3 separate regions of the Homo sapiens genome follow, and regions 1 and 3 are each linked to region 2. A link is a contact called in ENCODE Hi-C or POLR2A ChIA-PET data. All regions are on one chromosome and are shown on one strand. The core of a region is the stretch at or near the end of the contact, and the rest is flanking DNA. Distances in the headings are between cores, read along the strand shown.

Region 1 (2,700 bases), core at 60-2,559, 1.4 Mb before region 2:
CTCTGTGTTTCACTCTGCATGGCTGGCCCACCAAGTTCCCTTGGCCTTATGGCTTCTCATTTAAACTGCAGAGAAGCTATGGTTAAGTCAAAGGCTCAAGTAGGTTAGAGTGAATTACTGAATCAGAGGAGTCCTATTTACACAAAGGAGGGAAGGAGTATCATAAAGAGGAAGAAAAGTAAAAGGAGGCATAAATGAAGAAAATGAAAGAGGAATCCGCTAAGAATAGACAAAGTGAGCGTCAAAATGACTCCACCCCAGGAAGGAGAGGGGGAGGGACCCATGGAGCAGGAGGGAAAAGGATTCCTCCCCCTCAGTAATCTTAATTATAACAGTATAGGACAGGTATGAATAGTGTTGTTTTATATATGAGAAAACTGAAGCTCAGAAAAGCTGTATCACTTACTCAAGGAAATACAGTTGGTAAGAGTCTCCTAATTCTGTAAATTTTTTCTTTTCATAGGTCTCTTTCTTCCCTTGTTTCCATCATTATTTCCCTCTGGCCTCCTTTTATGTGTACAAAGTGAAGTACGGAGGTTTTTACCTTTTTTCTGAAATAGTTATCAAATATCCCATGATGGAGTGAGTACGTGGTTACCATGACAACACAGCCCTCACTGAGGACTAGCCTCCCTGCTTTGCCTCCGGAATCATGTTTCACGGAACAGGTTCCTCTCCGTGCAACTTCTAGCAGCTGTAATTCTACATTTTGTTTGGGTGATTATTTGCTGAATGTCTGTCCTCCACTAGACTATGTAAGTTTCACAATGGCAGAGACCAGCCTACTTTGCCAAGTGTGCCCCCAGCGTTTTGCACAGTGCTTAGCACCAGGATCTATGTGTTATTTGCTAAGCAAATGTTCTGTGGTTCCTCTCCGCTCTCTTCTGAAAGTTACATGGACAGTAACCTTTAGCTCACAATTATGTTAATAAATACTGTGTAACGAGTCGGGCCGGTATTTACAGATAGTATACACGTGAATGAACACACACACACTCACGACTGCACAACAGCCCGGGGCAGGTGCACTCAAGAGGAAACGCGCACAGTCGGAGCCAGCCTGACCAACGCTGTTAAACACCGCTGCGCTGGGCTCCGCGGGCCTCTGCCGCGTGGGAGGGCACCCAGGCTGACGCGCTGCGGGAGTCTGGGGCCCACTGGGACTTGCCTGCCGGGCCGGGTGGCGGCGGCGTGGGCGGTGAGCTGCGCGGTGATTGGCCCGCGCCTGCCGGGGCGGGGCGGGGCTGGCAGCGGGAGGCAGGCGCCTGAGCCAAGGGGGGCGTGCGCGGCGGCGGCTGCCGTAGTTTCAGTATAAACAAGGAACCCGACTGGTTAGACAGATTTTGTTTTTCTTCTTCCCGCGCGCTTTAGCTCCCTGTCCTTTGGTCGCATTTGTGGGCGCGCGGCACGCAGCCGGGAGGCCGAGGACTCGGAGTTCACCTGCAGGTAGGTTGTTCCCTGGCTGGGTTGTTCTCCCGGCTGGGGGACCACAGCCCGGAGCGGGAACTCCGGACCCTACTGCGCGCTGCGCTCTCCCTGGAGATCCCTGGGCCGCGCGGGGAGCGAGCGGGGCTCAGAGACTTCACCGGCTGCCGGGTGCGCTCCGAGGCGGCGGGAGATCCCGAGGCGAGTGAGCGCGAACGCGGGCGCCAAGAGCCGAGTTACAGCCCGGGACCGGGGGAGGGCCCCTGCCCGGCCGCTGCGGGTACCTGGGACTGCCGCGGCCCCAACAGGTGCGAGGCCGAGCCGCTGGGACCCGGGCAGGGCCAGGCTTGGGTTGGGTTGGGTTGTGCCTTCCCTCTTTCTCCCTGATCCTGCAGCCAGGCCTTCTGTCTCGAGATAGGTGGTTTTTGAGGATTTGTCTTGAGTTGTAATCGCGTCCATCATTTTTTTCATCCCTTCTTTCCTTCGTGTGCATACCTAGGTTGATTCTTCCACTTCTTGACCAGTTTTGTGTGCGTGTGTGTGTAGGGGGAGCTGTTTATTTTTGTTGTCAGTGCCATGTAATCTAAAGTCTGACTCGTAGGAAGGGACAAGGGAACAGAAGTCACATACTCGCCACCGACAAGGTGATGTGCTGTCATCCTTCGGTGTTCACCTGGCAAACTTGGGAGACACTGAGTCGCCTTGCTTTTGCCAGAGCTCAGTTGAGTCGCCTCGGGTCACCTGCCTGGGGAATCTCAGATGAGCTAGAGGTATCTAGGAGCCTCGCGGGCAGTCAGCTTAAGGGAGGTTCTTTCTAAGGGAGCTGTGAAAACAACTTAAGTGCTGCACCAGGGAAAAGGGCGAGACGGGGGCTGGGGTGCGCGCGCCTTTGTGTGTGTGTATGGACGTACCATTTCAATACTGCTTGCTGTCTTGCCCCAACCAAATCGGCGCAGTTCAGGCAAAAGCAACGTAGCTTAATCCTCTGACACTGCCGAGGGTGGCACAAGTGTGGCAGATAACACAAGGAGATTGTCTAGACGGCGATTTTCTCTTCGGAATGTAGATGTGTCCATCCTCCCTGATGAATTCGGTGGATATGGTGTATATAGATGAATATGCACACAAATTTGTGTATGTGTTTGGGCCGAACGCGTCTCCAAGGAGTCCTTCGTCAGCACCATGTGACGACGGTCAGGAACTGCTGGTGTGTGTAGATCTATATTTAGCTCAGATGGTCTAATGGCCGAAGGGAGGGTCTCTGAACTGGGTGCA
Region 2 (2,784 bases), core at 240-2,739:
ATTAGGTTAGATCAGAGGTTCTTAATCCTGGCAGCGCATTAGAATACTCTGGGGAGTTTTCAAAGGCCAGTGATAACCCTGACCCAACACAAACATGTGAATTAGAATCTCTTCAAATAGAGTCCAGAAGAGCTTTTGAAAATCCCCTCAAATGATTCCAGTGTACAGCCAGGGTGGAGAACCACAGTGCATATATAGAGCTTTATGTGAGTGACCCCTGGACTGAGTGTGAGGAATTCTCACATCACTGTGTAGAATCACGGTGTTCACATACAACAGATGCTCAACAGATGAGTGTAGACTCATTGACTGAAATCCTGAAAGAGCTTTGAAATCTGGAAAGTTAAGACAATGTGCATTGGAAAGTTCAAGTACTGTACAGACACATCGTAGAAAGAAAAAGTAGGAGATACTGAAAATAAAATTATGCCTTCATTGTTAGTTGGTCAATTCAGGATTCCCTGCAGACTGTTTTATGACACCATGATTTCAGTCTATCTTTATTTTAGTTATAATGCCTTGCATACCTTCCACATCCAAAGTGTTTCAGAGAAAAGCTACTGATATGGCACAGTGCATGGCAGTTGTGGTGGCTATTTTCCCTTCCCTTCCTCACTCCTCTCCTCTTCTCCCCTCTCCTTCCCTTCCCTGCCCTTCTCAGCAAAGAAATTAGGGAGATACAAATAGAGCTGAAAGTGCTAATTTCATACATTAAAAAATTAGCCAAGCCTGGGCATAGTGGCTGAAGTCTGTAATTCCAGCACTTTGTAAAGTCAAGATGAGAGGCTTGCCTGAGGCCAGGAGTTCAAGACCATCCTGAGCAGTATAGTGAGACCACATCTCTATAGAAAATTTAAAAGTAGCCTGGTATAATGGTATATGCCTGTAGTCTCAGCTACTTGGGAGACTGAGGTGGGAGGGTTGCATGAGTCCAGGGGTTTGAAGTTGCAGTGAGCTATGATTGTGCCAGTGCACTCCAGCCTGGGTGACAGAGTGAAACTCTGTCTCCAATATATATGAAGCCTCTAAATGAAAGCGAGGAAAACACCATATATATATATATGGTGTTTGTGTGCCTCCTCTCTTTCTCTTTTTCCCTCCAGTTGATAATGGAATTTGGTCCCCCAATTCTCAATTAAAGAAAACCAGGGCTTTAATATAACATTTTGTTTGTTCAATTCCTGTCTCTTTCAAAAAAGTATTTGAGGCTGCATAGAAATTAATAGTGTTGCAGAAAATTAATAAAATATAAAAAGAAGAGTGCTAAAATTTTGGAAAAGGGGATGAAACACTATGATAACCACATGAACTTAACAGAATTTTGTGAATGAGTAAGAAATTTACTGTGGGCTTCCCCAGTAGTCAGGACAAGAAATAAGTTTGCATGGTTGTCAAGTGCAGAAAAGAGGAAGTACATAGCAACTACTTGGGGGTGACAAAGAAACTTCTGCTTTGAAATGTTATAGGGGACGATGCGTGTCATGACAGCAGCATCCTTGACAACTGCTTCACAACAAATACAAAGTAGTTTCAATATTGCTGTTCCCTGTAGTTGAAGACATAACTTGAAAGCCAAACTCAGTGAAGCTGATCTTCTAAGATGTTGAATTCAAGGAGTTGAACTTATCTTTATAACATAACCTTTCTTTCTTCTTGTTCTTAAAATTTTAGTCATTTTCGCTTTCATTTAGAGGCTTTTTTTTTTAACATTACAGTGGGGATGAATGATTTCTGTTTTTAACCTACCACATTATTTTGCTTTTTCACCGTTAACTGTTTACCAATTGAAAAACTTAATATTTATTTTCAGTTGCTTGGGATTCTTCAAGGGTCTGAGATCTGTCTGCCCTGTCTTGTTTTGGCCTTTGTTTCCCCTAAAGTGATACCTTGTTGATTGATAAGAGGCTGACAGACTTCAGGTAGTTACCCTGAAGGGAGTACAAGGCCAGGACTCACATGTGTTTTTCTTGGCTATGGAAAAGGAGCACTTTCCTCTTAGGATCATGCAGCTGCAAAAGTAATGATGGGATTGAGTGGAGCTTGGAATCTTATGGTGCAGGTATAGGTACAGATAGAAAAACCGCAAACTGCTGTCTCTCTTCCAGTGTAATAAGCTAGCAGATACCTGACTGTACAAAAAAAAACCTTGAATCCACGTTTGGGAAGTTCCTTTAGCTTAAAGTCTTGTGCTGGTGTTGTCTGGGACTCAGCAGCAATGGTGAGCTGATTTGAACTGAATGGAGAAGGCTGTCTTATGCAAAATCTGTTTGTGTAAACTTGCATTTCACTTGTTGGCAGCAAACACTAATGCTCAAAGACACACTGCCACTCATTTCTGAAAAGCACCAAATATTTGACTTTTATCTGCATTCAGACACAATCAGTTTCAAGTTGTTTCTGTAGCTATCAAACGTAAATATTTTAGATACAACAAGCTTATGAATTACATAACTTATGCTATCATCCTTGGAATTATAATTTTTTTATGATATATTGAAAAATTTATTGAACACTTACTTTGCAAATGACATTATAATAAGTACAGAGCAGGGGAATACAGCATAAATAAAAGACATGGTAATAGCCTAATGTAAACTTTCAGTGTAGTTGAAAAGTGAATATTTAAATTAAATTAGTTAAATTATTAGAAAGTTGAATGTTTTTAGGAGAGAACTTTTTTTTATTATGGTAAAACATGAATATGAGTATGACTAGAAAGCTTGGGGTGACTCAGAATAAGAGTGTAATGAACTTAAAGAATGGTTCAGAATAGGTAGACTTTAA
Region 3 (2,760 bases), core at 37-2,536, 1.4 Mb before region 2:
TGGTATTATTTGATCAAAACATATATGCATTCGTATTCCTCCACTATGGTAGATTTTCTTATGAGTTAAAGGAAATCTTATGAGTTAAAGGAAAAGATCTCAGAATTAGTTTTAATTTACAATTTTGCTATTGTGAGTGAGAGTGACCCTTTTTTATCAGTATAAAAGCCTTTTCAGGTACAAACTGTATGTTTATGTCTTTTTCTGATTTTCTATTGGATTATTAGTGATTTTCACTTAGTAACAGTACAGTAAATAAGTGTATATTCATCATTTCCTAAATTTGCTCTGGTTATCTTTTTTTTTTTCAAGAAGATACTCATTCTTGACTCCTTTTTATTTGAAGCTACAGGTGTAGAATTGTGGCAATCACGTATGAGTCATACACCTTTTTTCATTCTGTTCTTAGGATTTGGCCAAAGTCAAATTCAAACAAATAGAAGTATAACTATACCCTAAATCCTTCTCTTTCTATAGCATTCCTCCACATGGTTAAAATTTGCTCAGTATCTTTAAAACAACAACAGTTACAACCAAGACAAACTCCTGATCTTTCTTTCACCTTAAGTAATTTTGGAATCTTTCTACCAGTCATTAAAATAAGAACTGGAAGAACTGGTAATGTGAAAAGAAAAACAGAGAGTGAATTGTCTGCAGCATAACTAATGTAACACTATAGCTGAATGATTGTTTGCTCATTTTTCCTTTCTCAGAAGTTTGAAAATGATTCTTTTCCCATTGATATGTAGTTTTCAGAAATTTGCAAAGCAGTGGCCTATTGTGATTTCTCTAAAGATGCTATAAAATTAACCTGTTGGCTTCATAGTACGCCATGTAGTATGAAAGGAAGAAGTATGAAAGGAAGAAGATGAGGTTGACTGTAAGCTGAATGTTAATTAACTAATAATTAATTAATTCAGCATGTAATATTGAGTAGTAATTATGAGCCAAGCCATCTGCTCAACTCTGAGAATATGTAGTAGTAAATAAGGAAGGTGTACCCCTTGCTTTTCAGAGCTTATATTCTAAACCAGTTCCTTTTTACCCCAGTTAACACATGAAAATCACCTGGGGAGCTTTACAAAAATACCAATCCCTTTGTCCAAGTCAAGAATTTCTAGGGGTATAACTCAGGAACAAATATTTTTTTAAAACTCCCCAGTGATTTCTAAGTGAAGACAGAGTTGAAACCACTAGTCTAGCCAGACCTCAGAGATAGCTAGGAAACCACACAATATTTTGAAGAGGAAGTGGTCATGGAAATTTTGATGTGAAGTAATATGAACTACGTAGCATTGACTTGGAAACATTCTTGCCACAATGTTTCACTTAAAAGCAATAGGGGCATAAGACCTGCATTCCAAGGTATAGATAACAGAGAGGATAGAAGAACAAGTTAAATGACACTTTGAGGAAAAATATCAAACAAGTTCAGAAATTGGTACTAAGCCAAATGTCCTGGCTTCTTCAAAAAAGACAATGTCAAGAAAAGCAAGAAAAGGTTGGAAATGAGGTAAGAACTGATAAAAATTAAAAGAGAATAAAGAAACACCAACCAAATATAACACATGAACCTTGAGTATATCCTGGTTCAAAATGTCCTTGGGAACAATTTAGGAAATTTAAATATGTACTAGAAATTAGATCATATTAGGGATATTAGGGGATATTGTTGCTTTTTTTTAGGTGACAATTATATCATTATCTATGCACAAGAATGTCCTTATTTATATATATTTTCTCGAGATGGAGTCTTGCTCTGTCAACCAGGCTGGAGTGCAGTGGTGTGATCTCGGCTCACTGCAACCTCCACCTCCTGGGTTCAAGCGATTCTCCTGCCTCAGCCTTCTGAGTAGCTGGGATTGCAGGTGCCCGCCACCACGCCCAGCTAACTTTTGTATTTTTAGTAGAGACGGGGTTTCACCATGTTGACCAGGCTGGTCTCAAACTCCTGACCTCTTGATCCACCCGCCTCAGCCTCCGAAAGTGCTGGGATTACAGGCGTGAGCCACCGTGCCCAGCCAAGAATGTCCTTATTTTTAAAAGATTCACATTAAAGTATTTTTATGGGTGTCTGCAACTTTCAAATGGTCCTTCAACAACACAAAATGAAATCACACATATAGATAAGCAAATATAGTCACACTTTTTAAAGGTGTTTGGAAGAGGCCGAGGTATTAAAGATGAAAGAGGCTACTGAATAGTGATGATAATTATATTTAATTAGCTACAATTTCTTGAGTAAGTTCTATGTTCCAGATAAGGTGCTAATGACATTATATGCATGATTTAATTTTATTTTTAAAATAAGCTTGATTATTTTAATCTTATGAATAAGAAAACTGAAGCTTGGAATGATTGAACCACTTGTTCAAGTTCACACTGAGCTACATTTGAACCAAGCTCTTCCTGTTTCCGTTGTGGGTGATCTTGATCATTACGCAGCTTTGCTTCCACCTTAAACTGCAATATAAGCACTGAGGTAATGGAAAGCCCATTTGCTTTGGATTTACTTCAGTTACAGCACTTATTACAATGCAAATTCACCTAATTATTTATGTGTCTGCTCCATAGACTGTGTCCTCCTTGTCATACAAAGAACATAATCTTTGGTATCAGGCCCAGCTGGGTCCAAATCTTGGCTTTGTAATTTATTAGATATTTGTTCTTAAGCAATTTATAAACACTTTTTCTGAGCTTCAGGTTTCTCTTCTGTGAAGATAGAGATACTACTAGATGCTGCATAGGGATTGTTATGCA

The links. Hi-C counts contacts between places; a loop is a spot of excess contacts on that map. ChIA-PET counts read pairs that join two places held with the same protein, here RNA polymerase II (POLR2A). Pooled maps may share reads with other maps.
Region 1: a map of naive thymus-derived CD4-positive, alpha-beta T cell shows a loop between it and region 2 (5-fold over the local background). The contact joins the promoter of RASGEF1B here to the enhancer-like site in region 2. A Hi-C loop is called at or near these places in 2 of 168 maps with a recorded cell type or tissue (naive thymus-derived CD4-positive, alpha-beta T cell and sciatic nerve) and 6 of 50 pooled maps.
Region 3: a loop to region 2 is called in a map of naive thymus-derived CD4-positive, alpha-beta T cell, with 10 times the contacts of the local background. The contact joins two enhancer-like sites. A Hi-C loop is called at or near these places in 2 of 168 maps with a recorded cell type or tissue (naive thymus-derived CD4-positive, alpha-beta T cell and sciatic nerve), 1 of 37 single-sample maps with no recorded cell type and 6 of 50 pooled maps. POLR2A ChIA-PET finds 5 or more read pairs at or near these places in 1 of 52 experiments (common myeloid progenitor, CD34-positive).

What each region holds. Positions count from the first base shown.
Region 1 is chr4:81,470,516-81,473,215 of GRCh38, reverse strand. It overlaps RASGEF1B (RasGEF domain family member 1B), which reads left to right and starts at 1,309. Exons shown (of 14, transcript NM_152545.3): 1 at 1,309-1,446. RefSeq lists a silencer at 968-1,377.
Region 2 is chr4:80,057,601-80,060,384 of GRCh38, reverse strand. All of the region lies in intron 3 of ANTXR2 (ANTXR cell adhesion molecule 2), which reads left to right. Among named protein-coding and RNA genes, the nearest start is that of ANTXR2, 14 kb to the left of the region's middle. Within about 2 kb of position 1,489, at least 7 of the 41 ENCODE cell types and tissues checked have a DNase peak (open chromatin) inside an H3K27ac peak, as active enhancers do.
Region 3 is chr4:81,490,642-81,493,401 of GRCh38, reverse strand. No RefSeq gene overlaps it. Among named protein-coding and RNA genes, the nearest start is that of RASGEF1B, 20 kb to the right of the region's middle. Within about 2 kb of position 1,286, at least 5 of the 41 ENCODE cell types and tissues checked have a DNase peak (open chromatin) inside an H3K27ac peak, as active enhancers do.